Regions from separate parts of the Mus musculus genome. Here all the other regions are linked to region 3. The links are chromatin loops, found by intact Hi-C in ENCODE. Cell type or tissue: heart. All regions are shown on one strand.

The links. Hi-C counts contacts between places; a loop is a spot of excess contacts. Peaks named below come from ENCODE experiments on the same cell type or tissue, not always from the same donor. Only the 100,000 strongest peaks of a DNase experiment are listed, where the experiment ranks them.
Region 1: a loop joins it to region 3, with 8 times the contacts of the local background. A loop is called at or near these places in 22 of 42 quality-filtered maps.
Region 2: a loop joins it to region 3, with 18 times the contacts of the local background. A loop is called at or near these places in 36 of 42 quality-filtered maps.

What each region holds. Positions count from the first base shown.
Region 1 is chr3:130,815,065-130,823,064 of GRCm38, forward strand. No RefSeq gene overlaps it. Among named protein-coding and RNA genes, the nearest start is that of Gm36443, 15 kb to the left of the region's middle. In heart, a CTCF peak has its summit at 3,798 (motif pointing right); a DNase peak (open chromatin) is centred at 3,837; H3K4me3 peaks cover 899 bases; H3K27ac peaks cover 962 bases.
Region 2 is chr3:130,884,828-130,892,827 of GRCm38, forward strand. No RefSeq gene overlaps it. Among named protein-coding and RNA genes, the nearest start is that of Gm36520, 37 kb to the left of the region's middle. In heart, CTCF peaks have their summits at 3,242 (motif pointing right) and 6,684 (motif pointing right); no DNase peak of the experiment used is centred here.
Region 3 is chr3:131,233,742-131,241,741 of GRCm38, forward strand. It overlaps Hadh (hydroxyacyl-Coenzyme A dehydrogenase), which reads right to left. Exons shown (of 8, transcript NM_008212.4): 6 at 7,196-7,268; 7 at 1,802-1,918; 8 at 1-546. The coding sequence ends at 428. Among named protein-coding and RNA genes, the nearest start is that of Hadh, 34 kb to the right of the region's middle. In heart, a CTCF peak has its summit at 4,209 (motif pointing left); a DNase peak (open chromatin) is centred at 4,270; H3K27ac peaks cover 312 bases.

The DNA of each region.
Region 1 (8,000 bases), 420 kb before region 3:
CCCTGTTGCACTTAAAATATCTAGTGAATGGACAACACAAGCTAAAGCTTATCAAGAATACGTACCTCTGTTTTGCATTTGTGACGAGCAAACCACCCAAAAATTGAGCGACTTGGGCAGTTAATAAGTTGCATTGCAGGAGACTCTAGAGGAAAATAATGTTGACTACAACTGAAACATTTATTCTGAGTCATGCTCCCAGAGTTAAATTTTATGTCTCAAAGTCCTTTTAGTGATTTTATGGTCACATAATTACAATGCTTCTCAAGGTATTTTGGATACAACAAGTCAGAGTAAACGCATCCTTGAATGTGGTTACCACTCCCTGTATTTGTCTGTCTGTCTCTGTTGGTAGCTTCAAGTGCAGATTGGTACACAGGAAGGCCCCCTAAACCTTGGATAGCTGGTTAGGGGAAGATCAAAACATTCATCATGAAACAGAAGACAAAAGCCCAAAACTTTACACTCTACAAATGAGAACACACACACACACGCGCGCGCGCACACACACACACACACACACACACACACACACACAATGTTGATAATAGCTATCCTAGTCAGGGTTCTGTTGCTGTGAAGAGACACCACAACCGAAGCAACTCTTACGAAGGAAAACATTTAATTGGGGCTGGCTTACAGTTTCAGGGGTTGAGTCCATTATCATCATAGCTGGAAGCGTGGCAGTGTGCACGCAGACATCACAGTGCTGAAGAAGGAGCTGAGAGTTCTATATTTGTAGGCAGCAGGAAGAAAATGCCACACTGGGCCTGGCTTGAACATCTGAGACCTCAAAGCCCGCCTCCAGTGACACTCTTCCTCCAACAAGAGCACACCTACTCCAGGAAGGCTATACCTCCTAATAGTGTCACTCCCTAGAGCCTATGAGGACAATTAAAAAACCAAGCAAACAAACAAACACCACAATAGCTGACTTTTACTAAATGCATTGAGTGTCAGAATTATGCTACCCTCATTCTCATCGAAGCCAGAGGTAGAAGTATGTGATAGTCACAATTAGTTATCTTACCTAGTGACATAGGGAGCCTTGGAGAGTCTGTTTTCCCTGAACACATGGAGACCAAGTAGCCAAAGTCAGACCAGAACGTGGATCTCTCTGAAACTGAAATCTGTCTCAGAGGCAAAACCAAACTGGATGCTACAGCCTGTTCTAGGCCTCTGAAAGAGTTTTGGAGTTAACTGCTGGAGAGGTGGCTCTGCAGTTGAGAGCAATGGCTGCTTTTGAGGAGGCCTCTGGTTTGTTTCTTAGCATCTACATGATAGCTCACAACTGTGTATAACTACAGTTCCAGGGGACCTAACACCCTCTTCTGGTCACCTTAGGAGCCAAGCATATACATACATATATTCAGGCAAAACAATAATACACATACACAAAGAGAAATAAATGAAGTAATTTTAAGAGAAACTTTAAAAAAAATCCTAAAAGCACTTTAAGCTTTGGCACACCAGGAAGGTGGCCATCTCCACATACATCAGCTGAAATAACATTTCCTGCCATGTTTTTCAGAGGTTGGAGTAATTATTGCATAAGTCTCTAAACCTTCCGTTCTGTGGCACCGAGGCTGGTTTAGAGTGAAGATGGCTCTCTTTAGTGAAGCGAGAGCTTCTTATGTTGGCTTCCCTCTCTTTTTGTCTCCCACGATCCCCCCCCCAGGTAAGGGCAAGTGTCGGTGTGTGAGTGTGAGTGCCTTCTCATGGCTTGCAAGCCTGGCGATGTCTCTCAATCACTGAGCTTTCTAATGCATCCTATTTTTGTATTTGTCTTAGTGTTGCTGCCAATGCTTGATGAAAAATAATTCATAAGAAAAGCAAAACAGCAGAAACCAACGGACACCATAATAAACCCGCTGCATTTAGCTTGTCCGTGGCCCCTCGGGTAGTCCTATGACTTGGTCATTACTTAACTGTATTACAAGGAAACTGTTACCAAGGCCACCCAGTTAAGTGTCCCAAATTTTTACTCCTTTTTTTGCTGCACTCCTTTTTTTTTTTTTTTTTTTTTTTTTTTTTTTTTTTTTTTGCTGAGGATACCAAAACCACCTTCAAGATGATAACGCCTGGGTCCTCCCACATTGTCTTGTTCCTTCAGAAGACAGAGGTCACTCCCACTGACAGTTCACATTTCCATCCATAGAACGTGTCTATTCTCCTTTCCAGCCAAACCATGTGCTTTAATGCTGAACAAAAGCTAAAGGAGGCTTCCACAGACTTTAATGGGTCCATGATCCCAGTGTTGGGGAGGCTGAGGCAGCGGGATTATGAATTCAAGCTCAGACTGAGCTACAAAATAAAACAAAACAACAACAGAAACAAACAACCCCCCCCCAAAGAATATACAAGGGGAAGGTAGAAAATTATTGAAAACTTGGTGTTAATAAATATTAATAAAAACATACTATTGACTTGGACTTTTTGATGTTTCTACTATTTATTAGCTTGAAAAAAATGATTCTTAAATATTTAGCTTCTCACCTGATTGTGTTATTTTATGTCCTGTTTCAATTCTTTGTTTATTGTTTGCTTTTGAGACACAGTCTTGTCTTGTAGCTATGCTGGCCTTGGACTTGGTTCTTCCTTCCTGTGCCACGCATATAAGCATACGGCACCATATCTGATGCACACAGCATCATATCTGATGCATACAGCAACATATCTGATGCATACAGCATCATATCTGATGTTGTGTCTTGCTTTGACTGGAGGGCTCATGAGTGACGCACACCAGACTCCACAGGCTGGGAGCCAACCCTGGGAAGTAGGGTCACAGTCAGTCATGACCATGGTGTATTGATGGTGTATTTGACCCAGGATCTAGGCTGAAAGCAGCCATGTAGAAGTACTGTTAACTCTCAGGAGCCTCTTGCCATCCTAGAACTGGATTAGAATGTTCTGGATAATGAAGAAGCTAGCTCGCTTCTCAGCTCCTATCAGCTGTCGTTCTGTGGGTAAGTTTAAAGGTAGACTGTCCAGTTAGCATTTATCTATACTTGGTAAAAGGTAGCTACTTGTATATTATAAATTAGTCATGAAGTTAAACTGTCATCACGGTGTTGTAAGAGCAGGCCACATGGTGCCTGCTTGGGTTGTTGTACCAGTAGAGCTGAGCCTTCACTATTCCTTATTTTTTGTGGGTGCCAATAGTTTCTCATGGCACAGTTGAGCCTGATGACTTTGTTTAGAAATTAAAAAAAAAATTCATAGTTAACTCCAGAGATATATGAGTCTCATTTTCTTCAGTATTTTTTTAAATTAAAATTTTTAAAAATTAGAATGAAATGATCTTTAAAAATAATGTGTGTGTGTGTGTGAGAGAGAGAGAGAGAGACAGAGAGAGAGAGAGAGAGAGAGAGAGAGAGAGACAGAGAGAGAGTGTGTGTGTGAATGGAGGTCAGAGGACAACTTGTGGAAGTCAGTTCTCTCCGTCCATCATGTGGATTCTAGAGATTGAACTACAGTTGTCAGGGCTGGCAGCAAGCATCTAATTAGGCATATCCCCTGTGAGCATTTCCTAGCGCTGCTTGCTTTGATAATATTAAAACCATCTGCCTTCATTGCCTACAGGTCCGGGGATTAAGGGGTAAGATATCCCAGTACAGAGACAAAGGAAGGATTTATTAAATAGTAAGGTGAGATATTTGTTGTGTATAATTCAAAATATACGTGTGTGTGTGCAGTACACACAAGGTGAAGAGCGCCAGGATGGAGGAAAACAGCCTTTGGATTTTACGAAGTCCTCTGGGAGCTCTCGTTCCAAAAGTCGAACTAGCAGCCGCCACTAGATGGTGCTAAGCAGCAGGGAGGCGCGGCTTGGCGCCTTTCGGCTCCCCTCCCCCACCGCGGAACCTGCATCGCTTGCTTGATTCCTTGCTCTGTGTGCTTGATGCTCTGAGAACGATTGTCCAGGAATGTCTAATAATAACAAAAGCCCGTTTAAACATTAGACAAACACGAGCCTAGGTGGGTAAACATCGTCAGTGGCCCTCTCCTTTGTCTGTCAGTAAAAGGAGTGAGGCTCAGTAGCCTAAAATGTAAACTGGTGGGTGAGTTTCCGAGTACTCAGTTCAGTACTAAGGAACTCTTTGAAATACGCGGATTGTCTGTTCCAGGTGAAGAGGGTGGGGGTTGGGGGCGAAGCGGTCTTGAAGGGGAGAAATTTGAATTACCTTTGGCAGCATGGCGCACGCCCGTGGGTTAGAGTTGGAGGCTGTTGGATTTGAACTTGGGAATTTATAAGAGTCGGAAACTGGAGTTGTCTGTGCAGAGCTCATAGATTGCTACTCCTAACAACAGGTGGCACCTGTGACACGAGACAAGTCTTTGCCTTTTCTTTCTGCTTAAGACCTTTTGGACTCTTTAACACAGGGTGCCTGCTCTTGCCTGAACTATCTAAATGCATCCTGTCAAACCAGGAGTCTGCTCTTCATTGCTGTTCTAGATTTCAGGCCAGGCAAAAACATGGCGTGGCGGGGTGGAGGAGGGGAGCGAAGGAAACCTTTAGGAGCAAAGTCAACTTTGTATCCACTTCCTCACTGGGGGGGAAAAAAGCATGAAGCGTTTGATTAATGTAGATACATAGATGTTCATTTAGACACAACCTGTGGGTGGGTGGGGGTGGAATCCACTAAGGTGTTTACAAATTTTAACTTCAAACTGAAGAGATTACTGTAGATGCTACTGCCAAACCAACCAGAGCAGAATTTCTTGAGATTATGTATCTATGACCCCCCCCCTTTTTTTTTCCTGCGTAGAATTAGGCTGGCGGGACACTTCCTATTGATGCCTACAGGGGACAAACTGTACTGCAGCAGTTTGCAATGGAAGATTGTTTATGTGCCATGCGATCTGAGAGGCGCGATTGTGAATGGGGGAAGCAAAGGGAATTGGAGTGTATAAATTGCCAGAAATCAGGGTAAATCATTCGGAGGAAGTGCTCAAAAACAAGACGAAAAACCCAGAGGGGTCTTCAGGAAAAGGAGACCACGGTCAGGAGCAGCAGAGACACGCATGCGTGGATGTGTTTGTTTGTTTTTTGTTTTTTCTATTTCTAGGCAACTGTAGAGGGAAGGTGAGCTGTGTTTCTGGGGGGAGGGCCAGGAGAGTGGGAACAGACTGGGGGCGAGGGGAGAGGAGGGACACGCCAAACTTAACGTCTGTAGTAAAAGTCAGAGAATTGTTCTGGTTCGTTTTCACACAGGGCCATGCTGAGTGAGCACCCAGGAGGCATCAGAGCTGGAGTCCAGTGATGCTGGGTAGAGGCACCCGGGCTGTAGGCCCGGCTCAGGAAAGGCTCATCGTGGTCACAGACTATGTTTGGGTACTGGGCTCTCTCTGTGAAACAGAAAGCTAGACTGTGCTCTCAGGAGTAGCTCTGGGCTGCTGGAGTGCTCACAATGGTGGGGTCGGTTTGGTGAAGAAATGGTTTGAACAGAGAAGCTCTGGAAAACTTCAGTCAAGTACGTATTTCTTCATAAGAGTTAGTCTAAACCTTAGCAATCTACAAGAATACTCTAGTCTTTCTAGGTCGGGAATCCAATGGTGACAAATTTCCTAGAATGGTCCCCGTCCAAGGAGTTTCTTTAGATTCCTGGTAAATTTCCTGCTGGTTGTTGGCAGAAGGACACAGTTCCCCACAGCTGGGCCTATTTATAGGGCTACTCAAGTGTTTTCAATATGGCTGGCTTCTCCCAGGAAGAAATTTGAAAATCCCTTTAAAGCCATTGTTAGTGGGTTTAGTGGGGGCATTTCCACTTCTTGGCTGTTCAGGATGCTAAAGCTGGAGAGTCATTTCAGTTAGGGATTTGCGGCCAGCCTGGGCAATATGATGATATTCCTGTGTCCAGTAAGCAAATGAGAAAAAAAAAAAAAAACCTGAAAACCACCTCAGAGAAATTGGACATCAAGGTACTGGCTAGACAGAAACCTCTAAGACAGCTGCAGCAGGGGTGTGTCCAATAGTGTTTCTGCAGTGCAATCACCCAATGATGTTGTCACCACTGAAAAATTAAGTAACAGATGTCCTTGCAAGAGTCTTGGAGGCTGGAGGCTGGGAATCAATAGCTGGCTTTTCACAACAGTGGTCCTCAACCTGTGGGTCGCGACCCCATTGACAAACCTCTATAAAATATTTATAGTATATAAAATATTTACATTACTATTCCTACCTGCAGCAAAACTACAGTTATAAATAGAGATGAAAATAACTTTTTAAAAAATATTTATTTATTTTATGTATGTGAGTACACTGTAGCTGTACAGATGGTTGTGAGCCTTCATGTAGTTGTTGGGAATTGAATTTAGGACCTCTGCTCACTCTGGTCAACTCCACTTGCTCAGTCCCTGCTCGCTCCAGCCCAAAGATTTATTTATTATTATACATAAGTACACTGTAGCTGTCTTCAGAAGTACCAGAAGAGGGTGTCAGATCTCTGTTCGGGTGGTTGCTGGGATTTGAATTCAGGACCTTCAGAAGAGCAGTCAGTGCTCTTACCCGCTGAGCCATCTTGCCAGCCCCAAGATGAAAAAAACTTTTATGGTTGGGTGTCACCACAACATGAGGAACTGTATTAAAGGGTATTAGCATTAGGAATGTTGAGAACCACTACTTTATAGGGTGTTTGTTTGTTTCTTTGCTTTTTAAATGTATATAAGTGCTCTAGCTGCACACCAGAAGAGGGCGTCAGATCTCTTTATGGGTGGTTGTGAGCCACCATGTGGGTGCTGGGAATTGAACTCAGGACCTCTGGAAGGAGAAGCCAATGCTCTTAACCACTGAGCCATCTCTTCAGCCTACCCTGCAGGGTCTTAACTCAGTAGTATTGACTGGCCTCAAATCCATGATCTCTCTGCCTCAGCCACCCATGTACTGGATGTACGTGTGTATACCACTATGCCTGGCAAAATTCTATATCTTTAAAGCTTCTAAAACAATTACGAGTACAGAGAGGCTTGAGAAACCCGTCTGGGTTCCAACTTCTCCAACTGTCGGTCATACCCTGAGGTGAGGCTCCTGATGTTATAGAGGACTGGGAAAAAAATGGCAGCAAAAAAGAGGTTTCTGAATTCTAGACCCAAAAATCAAGCATGGGACCAGGGTGCTCCTGGTGGCACTCACCCACGCCATGTTGCCAGACACATAATGTGTCCTCTTTGTGCACCATAAGACACGCAGAGCTGACAAATGCTCACCAAAGAATGCCTCCGCTCAGTCTCCTGACTATTGTGTGCTGGGAATTGTAGTTTTCACTGAATACACAGTTGTCTGTCCTTAAGGAAACATAATGGTTTAATTATGAAAACCAAACCTTTTGATGTTTTCCTACCACCATTCCTGAGCACATTAGAATTGATTTAGGATATCTTTGGATTGCAGTGTATTGAAATGTTTGGGTTTTTGAAAATGACCATGTGTTTTGTTGCTGGGGGTTTCACAAACAAGTCATTCAACAAATTTTGGTTTGAATTTGGACAGAATTTCTAACAAATCCTGAAATGGCCCCAAATAGACTTCTGACATTTATGCGCAATGGTATTCTCAACATTAAATACTGTAAAAACAAAATATAAACCAACTTTGAAAAGACTGAAGACGCATTATCAAATAAATAAGCAAATTGAGTTATTTTCATAAAATTAAATAAGCACGTACATCTTTCGCTTTTTGTCTTTATGGTAAAAGTGTAGGTAGACCACAGATTCTTTTGTTAATTTAATTTATTATTATTTTTTTACTTAATATTTGTGTGAGTGAGTGAGTAAGTGAGCAAGTGAGGGAGACAGACAGACAGACAGACAGACAGACAGACAGACATGGGTTCTGGGCATGGAATTCAGGCCATCAGGTTTGATTATTATCTTAGCTACTGTTGTATTGCTGTGAAGAGACATTGTTTAGTTAGGGATTTACTGCTATGAAGAGATACCCATGACCAAAGCAATTCCTATAAAGGCAAACATGTAACTGGGGCTGGCTTACAGGT
Region 2 (8,000 bases), 350 kb before region 3:
TTGGCTCCCTTGGCGTTCTCATTGGATTCTCAAAACAGAAAGTTATTTAGCCGAGCCTTTTCTCCATTTTTCCAGGGATGGTTGGTAGCTGACACCACCAAGAAGACAGAAGAGAGGGGTTAATTAACTCACTGTCCATAATGGACTTTCTACAGCACTTGTGGCTTAATTCCATCTCTGAACATCTTGAGAAATAAGACTTGAGAAATACCATACCTATGGCCTGGAGACAGACCACATGCAAAGTGCCGTTGTATGCACTGATGAGTATAGTGACTTACAAAATGTGTATTATGGACTTGAAACTTCAACTTTGATACAGTCACGTGGATCTCAATTGAAGGAGACAAAGTACACCCCTACCCGCGCGGATTCAAATGACCCCAAACGACCCCATTCCCTCAAATACCAACTCTGTACCACCTCATTAACATAGAAAACAGGCATTCTGCTGGACACTCTATGAGGTGATACACAGCAGGGCCCACTGAGTGTTCCAGCTGTAAATTACACGCTACTGGTGCTGAAGGTGTGCACAGTCAAGTGCTAGGGGACAAGCATCCAGGATGGTACTGTGGATGAAGGACAAGAATGGATGCACGAGATACTGAGAAAATGGGATCTTCAAGCGCTCCAGTCCAATGTGAGAGGTGCTAGAAGTTATGGGGTGTGTTTTGCTTATTCACGGAAGATGGGCGTGCTGAAGACAGGGAAAGTTCTCATTTTTGATCGTTAATAAAAAAAATAAAATAAAAGCTATATTTTGGGTGTAGCTTCAACTGTGTCCATTCGGAGCACATGAGTGTCGCCACAGCAGAGTCCATGAGACTGCCCTTGAGGTGAAGAAACATCTGCAGCTTTGATGCTCTAAGCATAAAGCTTTGACACTGTTTTCCTGGAAGCCACTCCTTCCCACCTTTCAGTGTTATAATTCTCCACTTCTCCTATGCAGAGGACACACTGCCTCCCCCCACCCCCACCCGGAGAGCCAGGAAAGCTACCTGCACTCCTGTGCATTCACTTTGGAAATCTGTTTGATTCTTTTGCTTTGGAGCTGTAAGTACCCAAGTTGATCCCTCCCAAATCCACACAACAGGCAAATACTTTTCAAACTGAGACATCTACTCAGCCCTCTGCGGGACTTGAAGGGTGAGCTGAACTTCGTGGAGTCAGCACAGGGAGAGGGGCCCAACCTAAAGGAATTCCTTTTCAAATGACTTGATTTGAAATACCACATGGCCTAAATAAAACAAACGGGTGACTGAGCAGGCTCACTCTGTGTGTGTTCTTGCCTGTTCTTAACCTAGAAAACTCGAAGACAGGACCACTCTCATGCTGTGACTCAGAAGTGACAACCCCAGGTCAGCATTTCCACCCCACTCCCTGAGATTGCTGTCCTCTGAGTCAGGCGAGGAGTAGGGATCTGGAAGGAATGGTGCCCTCCTCCATTACTGCGACGGCAGTGACTTCTATGTATTTACTTGGCAGTATTTTTTTAATTACTTAAGGAATGCCTGTTTGTTTTCAAGAACAGCACTTGGACAGTGAAACAAAGCAGAAAAGAGAAATAAAAGTTACTTATAGTCACATCTCGGAGTATACCTGCGTGTAAATTTGTTTGTTCTCTAGTACACATTTATGTGTTAGCTGCAGCCTCTCTATGACTAATGCCACATGTCTCCTGTTCTTCCCAAGGCTGTGTTAGTTGTCACAGCTGAAGATCTAATGCTATTATATTATTATTAATAACCCACCAATTTCCTTCAAGTACTGGTGCTCCTCCAAGATTCCACTCAAGACACAGAATTATGTTAAATCAGTATGTCCCAGTGGTCTCCTCCTCCTCTTCCTCCTCCTCCTCTTCCTTCTCCTCTTCCTCTTCTTTTAATGAGATTTATTTATTTTATATATGTGAATACACTGTCGCTGTCTTCAGACACACCAGAAGAGGGCATCCAATTCCATTACAGATGATTGTGAGCCACCATGTGGTTGCTGGGAATTGAACTCAGGATCTCTGGAAGAGCAGTCAGTGTTCTTAACTGCTGAGCCATCTCTCTAGCCCCCTAATTCTCTTCTTGTATGTTCTAGTTTCTCACACTGTTCTTTCCTTTTCATAGACTTGACTTTTTTTTTTAAATCCTCAGACATTTTATGAGACGACCTTTCATTTGTTTGTCTGGTGTTTTGTTCACACCTCTCAAAATGGTTAGGCAGGATTAGCAATCATCAGGAGGAGGGCAGTTGAGGGAAAATCTTCGTTTCCTCACATACTGATAGACACGTGTGCCGTCATCCCAGCTTGCCAATGACGATGCAAGGGATGCTAGGTTCATCACCTGGGGGAAGTTGTGTTTGCTGGGCTTCTTTGCTGCAAACTTCCTTTTCCTATCTTTTTGTAACCTCCCCATTGGAAACAAGTCACCAAGCACAGCCAATTTGAAGTTTAAGGAGTCCTACCACCTCAAGGGATATGTCTACATAAGCTGGGACAAATATTTCAGTTTGGGGTCTATAGAGATAGTTTAGTTGGTTAAAAAGAAAACTACCTGTTGCACAAGCATGAGGATCTGCACTCCTTGGTTGGTCTCTTAACCTCTTCCTTGATTAAGAAAACCAATTTGCATGCATTAAAGTTCACTCTTTGTGCTTGGAAATTCTCCTGGTTTGACAACTGTGTGTAAAATCATGTTTCTCTCCTCACAGAGCCTTGCAGATTGGTTCTATAATCTTAAACAAAATCTCCTGGGTTTCCCACAACTAAATGCCACTTCATCCCTAAACTGTAGGTAGCCACTGATCTGTTTCCTGTTGGTAATGTGGACTTTTCCCTGGGAATCATGGGAATACATGCAGTGTTGAGCCTTTTGACCCCAGCTTCCTTCACTAACGCAATGCATCTGTGACTCGCTCACATCAGGGTGTGACGTCATAACAATTTTTTTCTAATCCTAAGTAGCATTCTGTTGCCTGGATACACAGTGGTCTACTCATCCTTTCACCTGCTGCTGGTTACTTACATCCATGCTAGGCCACTCACTAATAAAGCTGCTCCAAAGTTTAAGATGAAGGTTTAGTATACCTATGTCTGTACTTGTGTCTATATCTATCATCTTTACCTATAACTATGTCTATATCTAATCTATATTATATCATCTATATCTATCTACATCCATATCATCTATATCTGTATCTGTCTCTATTAGCTATAGGAAGTACACTTGCATGCAGTACCCTTGGAGGCCAGAAGAGGGCATCAAATGCCCTGAAGTTGGATTTACAGGCTGTTGTGAGCCACCTGGTGGGTGCTGGGAAATGAACTCAAATCTTCTGGAAGAGCAGCATACACTGGGCCATTTTCCAGCCTCCAAACAGAATTGCTTGAATCAGTTAGGAAAGTGCTCATGAGAGTGACTGCCAGAGTCACATGAGTGTATTTAACAGCACAAGGAACTGCCTTCCAAAACAACTGCCATTTTGCAAGTCTTCTAGAGAGTTAGTGAGTCTGTTCTTGTCTATTCTTCTTGTCTATTTAGCTCTGCCAGCTTACGGATTTTAGTTACTGTGCTAAATTAGTGAATGACAAGTTATACCAAACATCTTCTCAAGTGTTTGTTTACCATTTGTCACTTGATGCATACGTTGTCTTTTGTTCATTTTCTGACTGTTTTGTTTGTTTTCTTATGTATTCTTTTACAATCCAAAGTCCTAGATAAAGGTTACTTGTTGCCTCCTCCCCTCTCTCCCCCCCTCCCCTCACTCCCTTCTTTTCTCTCTCCCTCCCTTTGGCTTCCTTTGACCAGATCTTGCCTCTGCCTCCCAAGTGCTGGGATTACAGGCATACACTGCCTTTTCTAGCCCACTTTCATCCTTTTTAAAATGTCCTTCAATCTGGAGAGATAGCTCAGGGGTTAAAAGCACTGATTGTTCTCCCGAAAGTCCTGAGCTCAATTCTCAGCAACCACATGGTGGCTCACAATCACCTGTAATGGGATCCAATGCCCTCTCTTGGTGTGTCTGTCTGAGGACAGCAACAGTGTACTCACATTCATAAAAATAAACAAGTAAATCTTTTTTTTTAAGTACAAAAAAAGTCTTTTAAATGTTTTGTATTTTGGTTAAGCCTAATGTGCTAATATTTTTCTTGTGAATTATATTTTTTGTTATGTATCTAATACTTCTTTATTGAAGTCAAGTTTTCTACAGAGTTTTTTTTTCCTAGAGATTATATAGTTTTCCACTTCACAATTCTATCTGTGACTCATTTTGAGGTGAGTTTGTATAGTACGTGGGGAGGGAGCCAAGGTTGATCCACTGAACATGAGTGCCCACGCATCTCGCATCATTTGTTCAAAAGACCTTCCTTCGCTACTGAACTTTGTTTCTTTGCCAAAAACAAATTGCTTATATTAACGTGGAACATTTTTTTTTCTGGTCTTCTACTTGTTTCACGGATCTATGAATCGAGCACTTTTCAATTCTGCACCGTTGTAGTTATATTGGCTTTGTAGTAATTCTTAAAACTGGATAGAGTCTTCTAACCTTGTTTATATCTTTCGATTGTTTTGACTAAAATAGATCGTTTGCCTTTACACATGCGCATATCTGAGGGGGTATGTTTGTACTGAAACCAGATTTTTTTGTTTACAAAAAACTGTTGAGATTTTGGTTTTGGCTCTGTAGATCACAACTACAATAGGAAAGAACTGTTGTCTAAATAACATCGAGCTTTCTAACCCGTGAATGCAGTCGATCACTCCATTTATCCTGTTTTCACTGATTTCTTTCAATATCTGCGCGCACACACACACACACACACACACACACACACACACACACACACACATACCATTTTGAGGTTGTTTCCTCAAGCCCAGGCTGAGTTTGAACTTGCAGTATAGCTGAGAATTATCTTGAACTCCTGACCCTGGTGCTTTCACCTCCTGAGCTCTGGGAGTACTGGTCTACCCAAACCTGGCTTTATGTGGTGCTGGGGATCGATTGAACCCAGGGTTTCTTGCACACTAGATAAATATTTTACCAGCATTCTACATCCTGAGACCACGGATGTATTTTGACAGATTGATATCCAACTACTTTTACGGCCTACTATTATAAATTGTATCCACATTTAAAATTTGAAGTCAAATTTAATATAATTGTCCCTCAGTATCCTCTAAAAGGTGTTTGCTCCAGGATCCCTAGAAGATATCAGATTGGAAGGAATCCAAATCAATTGTGCAAAATAGCATGATATTTGCAAGTAATCTGAGATATCCTCCTATGTTCTTTAAATTATCTGTAGATTATTTACACACTCATGGAATAATGATACAATGTAATGTAAGCATTTGATACACTCTTGCTTAGAGAATTTAATATAAAAAATTCTGTGTTCAATTAAAATTTAGTTTTCTTTTAAAATATTTTTTTACCCTTGGTTGGTTGAATTCACTGATGCAGACTCTATAAATATGCAATGGAGATGATATACTGAAATAAAATAGGGTCTGGAAAGATGGCTCAGAGGTTAAGAGTACCTTACTGTTCTTGCAGAAGACCCATGATCTATTACAGTATCCACAATGCCATAACTCCAGTTCCAGGGGACCTGATGCCCTTTCTGAACCTCCACAGACTCATGATTATACATAAAATAAAAATAAATCTTTTCAAAAGGAAAAATTACATTAAAATCATTTAATAACTTTGTCTATTGAGATTTTATATTACTAGACATGATTTGTTTTATGTTTATGTATATGTACATGTGCGTTTGTGTGTGTGTCTGTGTGTGTGTGTACAGGTGCACATGCATATATGAAGCTATATGTGGAGGTCAGAAATCAACATCTGATATCTTCCATTATCACTCTTCACAGTATTTTGTGAGAGATTCTCTCACTGAGCTTGGAACTTGCTGACTGGCTGAACTGACTGTCCATCAAGTCTCAGGAATCCTCCTGTCTCTGTTTCCTCAGTTCTGGGATCATTGGCACATGCCATAGCACCAACTTTTTATAGGGGTGCTAGGGTCCAAATTTGGGTCCTCGCACTTACACAGCAGGTACCTCAAAGACTGAGCATTTCCCCAGAACACAGTCTAAATTTTCAACCATAACCTATTATTTTTCAAGCTTTGCAAAATAATTCTGGAGCAATTTTGTGGATTCTTTAGGATTTTTTTTTCTGCATAGACATCTGCAAATAGATCATACCTTTCTTCCTTCCTTCCTTCCTTCCTTTCTTTCTTTCTTTCTTTCTTTCTTTCTTTCTTTCTTTCTTTCTTTCTTTCTTTTATTTTGTTTAATTAAATATTTTCTTTATATACATTTCAAATGCTATCCCAAAAGTTCCCTATACCCTTCCTCTGCCCTGCTTCCCTACCCACCCACTCCTGCTTCTTGGCCCTGGCATTCCCCTGTATTGGGTTATATAAAATTTGCAATACCAAGGGGTTTCTCTTCCCAGTGATAGCTGACTAGGCCATCTTCTGCTACATATGCAGCTAGAGACACGAGCTCTGGGGGTCCTGGTTAGTTCATATTGTTGTTCCACCTCTCAGGTTACAGACCCCTTCAGCTCCTTGGGTTAGAGCATATCTTCTTGCTTCGCCTTAATTTCTTTTTCTTGCCTTATTGCACAGCCTGGCAGTATACTCAACAAAGGGAGCAGTAGGGGGCAGCCTTGCCTTCATCCTGATTGCAGGGAGTCTCAGCTGTACTCTACCTCTAGGGCAGAGACAGCTCTTCTGGCCCTAGAGATTTTCTCTTTGGTATTGTTTTCTAACCTGGACTCTTACCCGGTAGACAAGCAATGCTTACAGGAGCTCCCAGTAAAGTGTTTTGTGCTGTGATGGAAGAGAGTCCGAGGATCAACTGCCCCCTTGCTCCAGTGGCAGCTGTTCTACCAGACTCCACACTGTACTGTGGGGGACACTGTTAAAAAAATACCTGCCAGCATTTCCCAGGAAGCACTGAGGAGGCTTGTAGAGAAAAACGTGAATGCCTTGAACTTCAGCGCTGTAGGGTGCGTTCCATTCTTAGCCCCATTGGCTCAACCACATGCACATCGCCACCCACCCTGTGGAACTCCTCTGATGTGTGTCCAATTGATTCACCCTTTGTCAATACAGAGTTGCCTCTGGTTCCTGGCTTCACTTAAAGAGTGATTTGACAGTGTTCCCAGTCCTTGATTTTATAGGTCAAGGAAGAGAATGTCCTCAAATTCCCTTCAATAGAAAGCCCAAACCCCTTACTTTCAGGTAGAGAAGTGTGTCTACAGAAGGGTGAATGATATATTTATACAGTGAATCAGAACTGGGTGGGAGAAGGGCCTTTGTGAATCTCAGGCTATCGTGACCAGAAGGAAACGTGCATTATCTTCTGGGACACTGCAGTGTCTCTAGCTCTGGCATTCAACCCTTCCCTGGACACTTCCTTGTTTCTGACAGCTTCTGGCAGCTTTGCAGGATTCTCCTGATGTGGGTTCTTCACCCAGGACTCAACACAACCGTATTTCAAAGCCATCTTCTGTTATAACCTGTTCACTTCTGCTTCCAGGAATCTTATCTCTCAGTTCTTCGTGGACATTTCCATCCTGTGCACAAAGGAGAGAGCTCACTCAGTAGGTGACATGGTGACATGGTGGCTGGAGGGCTGACGAAGTCCTATTGAAATGTGGCCCTCTTTCCTCTGTGAGATGGCACATCTGGTCTCTAACTGTGCAACAATCACTGCACGAGCAAAAGGAGGACCAATGTGCTATGCAAAGGGAGCACTGACCAAGAGGAGGTTTAGAGAGTGTGTGTGTGGCTGAGGCAACGGGATGCACACTTTGACCTCCTAATCTAGTCAACAGGCCCTAGATAAGAACCACAGATCCAGTTACTCCTGATAACAGGGCTGCAGTTGCCACAGTCCCAGAGTGCAGAACAAAGGGGATGGAAATTAAATCTCAGTTTGGGGTTAGAAAGAAAGAAAGGGGGGGGTGGCAGGGAG
Region 3 (8,000 bases):
TTCCCAGGCAGGCAAGACCTCACGTCCTACTGGCTGCTGCCCTTGGGTGCATCTGTAGGCCCCGTGGCTCCTGCCCCTGGGGTTCAACACCGATAAACATAGAATACTCATTTTCAGAAGACCTGAGGGAATGAGTCTAAGCAACGCTTTTTACAAAAAGTGGCAAGGTTCAGGAAAAAAAAAAAAAAAGATGTTGCTCCAAGGCACCAAGGGTGTAATTTTTTTTCAGAAAAAGTCAGAGAACAGACTAAACTAGAGAATTCCATTTCAGTGGAAGAACCCCATGACTGCAACTAGTCAAAAGATTACTTCAGAGAGACTGCAAGGGAGGGCCCACTGAGCCGCCCCTGGCAAGCCTCGGTACCACCTGCCCAGGGCTTGCTCATCCTTGTCCCATGGCTGGCTGGAGGTGTTGCTGGGGGAAGTGTCACTTGTATTTGTAAAATCCTTCTCCGGTCTTCTTGCCCAGCTTCTTCTGGGCCACCAGATTATTCATGGAAGGACTGGGCTGAAATAAGGGGTTCTCTGGCTCCATTTCATGCCACCCTGTTGAGAGAAAGGGCACAGGTTCACTTAGGTTCTGATCTTCTCAGGGCATGCCTGGGGCACAGAATCCATGCAGGCCAACATGGCAGAGGCACCAGGCAGGCTGCACGGGTACAGCCAACATTGACTCTATAGCAGGCTTGCTACTAGAAGCCTAGCTCCACTGGAGGGCTCCCTGTCACACAGGACTCCCTGCAAACCAAGGCAAAGACCTAAGAGCACAAACAGAAACTGAAAAGAGTTTTCCACATCCAAGCTAAGTCCTAGGTTGTTCCCGTAGGTAGTTTGCAGCCTCATATAATTTTAAATTTTCTAAGTCAACTAAAACAACCCTTTTCCTCCCCCAATATTTAAAGGTTTTGGTGAAATACTGGAGCAGTATAATACATTTGACTTCAGAATTCCAGCTTAATAATTATTCTTGTGCTGTCTCCAAAACCCACGATGCTTAAAACTCCATCTCTGAACAGCTTGCTTTCAATGGAGGTAACACACATTGGCTCACGACGGTGTGACACAAGTGTACCACTGTCAATATCCTGACTCTTGTTTTGCACTGTGGTTATTCAAGATACACCTATTGGAGGGGAACTGAAGGGTGCATAGAACCCTATAGATCTATAGTTGGATCCAAATGAAAGGTTAAAAACAGATGCCCTGCTGAACAACAACAGGCCATCTTGCTCCTTCTAGGCTGTCCATTAGTGTGAATCTCTATCCTGCTGTTATGGCTGGACTTGCTTTGTTCTCCAAAGGCTGATGTGTTGAAATCTTGATTCCACGTATAGCGGATCCTTCAAGTGTTGGGGCCTGGAAAGGTACTCACAGGGCTCTCCCCACACAAGTGGGCTTAGAATTTTCTCAGAGATGGGTCAAGTCTAGTGACTAGATTACTTTTGAGAGGTTAGACAGTTACAAACCAGGGTCATCCTATACCCACTCCTAAGACCCTTCTGTATTCAGCTGTTTTGCTTCTTAGTCTCTCTGCCACATTGGGACAAAGCCAGGGGCATCATCTTGTCATTTGGAGCATCTCTAGCTATCAGAACCAAAAGACACACAACTCATTTGTTTCCTTTATAAAGTATCCTACCTCAAGCATTTGGTCACAGTAACTCGAAATGGACTAGGTAAGGCAGGACTTTGACAAGTCTCAAGGTTCATTGTAATTATTTCTTAACTGACATTACAACTTATAGTTCTAAGAGACCAATTCAACCCAGTGGGGAAAACAAAGAGGAGGTTTAAAACCTACCGTCCAAGATGAACTTTGTAGTATCCAGTCCAACATAGTCAAGAAGCTCAAACGGACCCATGGGATACCCAGCTCCCAGCTTCATCGCTGTATCGATGTCTTCCTTAGACGCATCGCCTGCAGAGACAAGAGCCCCGAGTCTCCACCACCTTTCTCCATCTCTCCCCATCCCTAAGTCACCTCTAGAACCTCCAAGGTTGTATAACACACACATCAGAAAATGTCCAAAAGCCCATGTTGCTGCTGTGGGTAAGATTTCTGTCCCAGATCACAGGCTACACTGGTCCTAAGCTTTTCAAATCAACTGCAACGAATGAGGAACCTTCTAGACTCTGCTGCGCAGTTCCTGGAGTGAGCAGCCTGGCCCTGGGAGCACTGCCTCCCTCACAGCTTCAGATTTGCCAAGTCTAGAGTCCTTCACAAAAATGTCATTTAATACTAGAGAGTGTTCTTTTATAAATGGGCTTCATAACTATACACCCACCCCACATACATGTACACACGTACAAACATATACACATATAAATATATACATATACACTCATACATGTACATATATGCACACATACATACAAACATAAGCACATATACACACATGTGCAAACACACACACACACACACACACACACACATATATATATATATGCACACATAAAAACTCACACATGCTTAGGTTTCTGTTTGTGTTGCATATGTTTTGTTTTGTTTTTTAATTTCCTGTTTTACAAAGGAATGTTGTACTGGGGCTGTATTCACAGTCAAGGCACCCGCGTAAGGACAGCCCAGACAGAGCCACCATGCTCCACTTGCTGTGCATTACTGAGAGCAGTTTTCACAAGTATTCATCTACAATGCCCAGCTCCTTCCTGTTATTCTAAGAGATACTATAAATAAATAAATAAATAAATAAATAAATAAATCTTTAAGAAATTGGAATTAGAAGCCTCTAAGAAATCACACTTTGAATTTAAGGTAGTGGGCCTTAAAAAAATAGTCACACACATGAACCTCACCCGTGGTCTCCAACACCCCATTCTCCCTCCTGAGCCCCCGGCAGGGTGAGGCATCAAACCCAGGGTCACGCGCATGCTAAGCAAGTGTTCCGTCACTGAAGTATTAGATCTATTATGTACCGGCCACTAGACACTTGCAATGAGACATGGGCAAAGTGTTCAAGCTACTGGTGACATAACAGGGTGGGGGTGGGGGGCAAGCACTGCAGCATCCAAACCAGCTCACGATGTGCAGGCAAAGATGAACAGAAGCACTCAGACTTCACCAGCTCAGTCCTCTGCCTCTGAGGCCGGGGTTCTGAAGGGTGCAGAGACTCCCAAAGGAAGCTGGAAGGGCACTGGAGACAGACACTACAGCACATGCGCAGAGGACATGAGCCGGTACGCGCAGTACAGACCGGGCTCTAACTCCACAGCTCGCACACACATTGTTCAGGATGTGGAGACGCGCGATGCTAAAGTGGCCTCCAGATGCCAGACGTAACCCCCTTACAGGCTCCTGCTCCAGGTCTGCTTCCTGCAAGCCGTGGCCTGGGCCTGGAACAGTAGCCCTCCTATACCTTCAAGCCTTAGCCTTATTCTAGGCTTCTGTCACATGGCTCCAATCAGAACCTCTCCCCCACGCCCCACCCCCCAACCCCACCCTGCAGCGCATGAAACAGAAGCAGCTAGGCCCAAGAGCCAGAACACCCATCATCGCTGTGTCTCTCCACAGCTGTCAGAGCCACACTGACAGCTCATTTAAAAAGGCAGTGTCCCCTCAAAAGAATGCACACGGCCCGGGGACAGAAATCTAACAGCTTCTAACCTAACCTAAAGTCATTTAATCAAACCCATAGTCAGAGCCAAAGGCAAGACTATAATTCCCAATTCAGATCCTCACTTGAAAATTATTACTATTTCCAAAATTATTGAACGGCACAAAGTATTTTTTTAAAATCAGTACTCTTATACAAAGTCAACACAATTAAAAAAAAATCGTAAGCAAATCAGAGTAAATAGGCAAAGAGAAAAATATAGAAAAGCAACAGATACAAAACGTTGGCCAAGAGGGAGTTACACATAGCATGCTTTAAACCTAAATTCCTGCAATGCCCAGTACTTGTCTGAGAACCTGGTGGCCCTTCCATTTAAAAAACAAACAAAAAAGCCACACAGACCTCCGCTTCACTCTCTTTACCTCCCCTGAGTACATACTGTGGCCCTGAACTTTACTCAGGACAATGAGGTGAAGTTTCCTCAAAAAACAAAACAAAACAAAACAAAACAAAACAACAACAACAACAACAACAACAACAAAACCCTCCAAACCTAGATGGCTGGAGGCTTGGGGCTAGAGACCAGGGACCTGCAGCCACCGTTGAGTCCTTGTCTAAATCTCTGGCACCACCTGCCGGTCAGTCTCAACATTACCAGCTACAAGCTCCAGCTACAAGGACCAACCAGCAAGGAGCGGAGCCCTGCCAGACAGACCCTCCTTCCTGACAGGCGGCTAAATCCCCACTCTGTCTGGAGTGAGCTGTTGGGGACATGAAGATGAGGACTCTGATCATGCCCCAGGAAAGACGACAGCTGGGAAGTCAGATGTGGCGTGCCATAGGGGAGGGAGGCAAACGGCCCTTAGGAGAGCTATCAGAGAGAGCAATGGCGGATTATGCCCAGTTTAGAGCTCAGGGACAGCATTGGGGCTCTGATGGAATGATGTACATGGAGGTGATGGCAGAATCTTAGGGTGAGGTAGAAGAGTTCCCAGCCAGGGCTTGTACACAAGTTACGGAAGAGTGTTCTATTTATCTCCAGCCAGGGTAAGTATGGAGTTTGGGGGTGGGCACTTTGTATGCGTGCCTAGGACACCCTACAGTGACAAGAAGGTGAGTTCATGACATCCCAGGCTACTACAGCACAGCCGTCCTAAGGAGAGCTGACCACACGCCCTCGCTGACCTTTCAGAGCTGAGCGAGCTCAGGACAGGGCCGACAGCTTCCCAAGCCTACGCTACTCTGCCCTCAGAGCTGGGGCGTCACCGTACCCATCAAGTGATGATGCCAGGGACAGCACACCGCTGTGAAAAGCAGGCCTACTGCAGGAGGCTGTCAGAGCTCAGACTTTCTACACAGGGTGCGAGAGGTGCAGTGGGCACTCATGATATTCGGCAGCTGCTCAGTCTCCCAGACATCCTTCTACCATCAGACGGCTCTACCACCAAAACAGCATTTACCAAACTGCAGGGACAAACACACACAAGCCGGGACAGAAAGATTCTCCCTAAAGGAGCCAGGGAACAAAGCCAGCGCACCAGCCGGGAACACGGACAAAAAGAGGGAACAGGGTCCTCCACTTTCTTGGCGAGCATGGTGTAGGAGACAGACCCGAGAAAGCATGTAGTGACCAGGATAGCTGTGTGGCCGAGCCTCAGTATGGTGGCCTGGTAGGAGGAGGTGGGGCTGGGAGAGAAGAGGAACACCGTTGACATCGAGGGATCAAAGGTGACAGGTAGCAACCAACAGAGGGGGTATCTAAAGGCTTCAATGAAAACGCAGAACCCAAAAAAGTGGGCATGTGTCTCAGCACGCCTCAGAGTTGGCCAACTGAATACCCAGTGACAAAGGGACGTTATAAGAGGACATTACACTGGAGTCCAGACCACAGGGTAAGATCTGCAAACGCACCCACATGACACTCAGCAACTCCAGGACAGACCCATGTTCTGACACAGGATCCAGAAATGTACAACGGAGAAAGGCCACAGGCCACCCAGAGAAACAGCAAGAGCAAACTGAGAGCATCCCCTGGGGGGCCAGGTCCTGCCTTTCCTGAGGCAGCACAGAAGGTGGCTGGTAACACCGAGGGACAACGGACATGAAGAAAATGGTCTTCAACTTAGCACCAGATACTTGGCACTTGGGAGTGGTGTCACAGGACAGGGTGTTTCAGAGGGAAAACACCATGAAGGGGCGCTACATTCTGAAACATTACACTTAAGGGAGAGAGGGAGGGAGGGAGGGAGGGAGGAGGGAGGGGAGCCAAATGTCTTCAGGGTAGGCCAAAATGCCACAGATTTTCTCTGAGGTGTGATCGGGCACATTTGTTGAAGGTAAACATAGAAGCATTGGTTTGATCTTGGAGTAAAAGTAGGTGACGGCTTCCATAAAGCAGGGAGGCCAGTTTAATATTTAAAGCCGGTTTCGAGGAGGCAAACGTGCTTTCATCTGCTGGGGAGAGTTGGTGTAAATGCCCTGTTTGGAAAATGTCACTCTTGAGAGTATTTGTAACAAAGTCACTCACACCGACAGCAGCGATTGCATTTACCGGGTCCCTGTAGCTTGTCTGCCTGCAGTGTAGACGTCACACTCTCCCCGTCAGAAACAGGGAGAGTCAGGCAGGGAGAGTGTGCATCCATCCTCACATTACAGGGACCACGTCTCAAGGGTTCTGATTCTATATCTGGCAAAGTCATTTTCTATCAACCTTCGAAGGGGACAGTGTAGGGCCAGGCAGATGGCTCAGCAGGTAAAAGCACGCAGGTACCATGCAAGCTGGGAGACTGGGTTTGACCCTCAGAATCTGAACAAAGATGGGCGAGAACAAACCCCACAAAGCTGTCTTCTCATCTGCACACATGTGCCATGACATGATATGCAGGTGTATATCACACACTCACACACACACACACACACACACACACACACACGTACACAATACACATATACACAAGCACATAAACACACACACACACACACAATACACATACATACACATGAGCACACACACACAAATAATTTTTTAGGAGAAGGAGCACATGTCAGATCATGAGGTGTAAACCAATTCTTCCTGATTTTTTTCAATCCGGACCACGGCTTTACCATGTATTATCCCTGCCATTCACTTCCCATTCCTGGTAACTTTTCCATTACTATCTATTTCAAAAGCAAGAAACACTTACTATTAGTAGTGTGTGTGTGTGTGTGTGTGTGTGTGTGTGTGTGTGTGTAACATGCATCTTGTATGTGTGTGCATAAGCTGAGAGCTGCCCAACATGAACCCTGGGAAGCAATCCTGGGCCCTATGGAAGAGCAGTGCACATCTCAACAGCCGAGTCACCTCCCCATCCACCCTCCCCATAGTAAACTGTTAACTAATGGCAGAAGTGCAGGGGTGAAGATCTGCATCATCGATGAAGTTGCTGCTGGACTGTGTCAGAGGCTCACAGGGAGGTCTGGGACCCTGGGAACCCAGTGATAAAAATTCCTAAAGCCAGGGCAAAGCTGAGCTTAGTCCTTCAGAGCTAGAAGGCAGAAGCCCCTTCCCAGGCTCTGCACAGCCCACACCTCCTGTGCATAGCCCAAGAGCTGCAGGCCTTCGCCTGGCCTGGGACAGGTACCTCGCTCGTGTAGCCTGACGGCCTCAATGAGGTATGGCACCAAGAGTCGGTTCACGATGAATCCAGGAGTGTCCTGTTGCAGGGCAGAGAAAGACAGTAAGGGGCTTCACTGAGCTCTACCTTTTGTTCGGTATGAACCTCTCCTTCTTACCCCGGATTCCGCGGCCCCGCTTCTGTCATCCCCATCTCTGAAATGTGTTCTGAAGTCTCTTTACTCTGTCTTGTAAGGCATCTTCCCTCTCCTGCCCTCCTCTTCCCTGTCAGGAGTCGCTCCAGTCTTACGCACTCCACCAAGGAGTGGCACTGCCAGGCTCCCCGGAGCCACCCTTGGGACATCTCTGGGTACCTTTAAGCTAACCCAACCGCACGACACACAAACTGGCCACCGTGGCAACAGGGTCCAAATGGCCCTTCACTTCAGCATACCTAAGACAGGGCCTGCCACTATCTCCACAGGGCAGAGATGCCCAGCTAGTTAGCCTGACCTCACAGCCTTTCTGTGCTCACGAGCACTGCACTGTCCGGAGCTTGACAAATAGGTCATCGTGACATCTCACCGTTGTGGTTGATGTCGCTCGTTTGCTTTCTAAAGTATTCTGAAGTTTGACTTCAGTATTATACTGAATCTCCAAAACAAAAACAAACAAAACCAGCAAAACAAAGCAAAAACCAAAGGGTAGTTTTGTTCTCTGAACAAGCCATTAGGCAGTAGAGGGCCCAGTAGCTAAAGAGAGCTGACTCATGGGTTCAGGACACACGTCAGGAAGGGAGTCTTCTTAAAACAAAACAAAACAAAACAAAACAA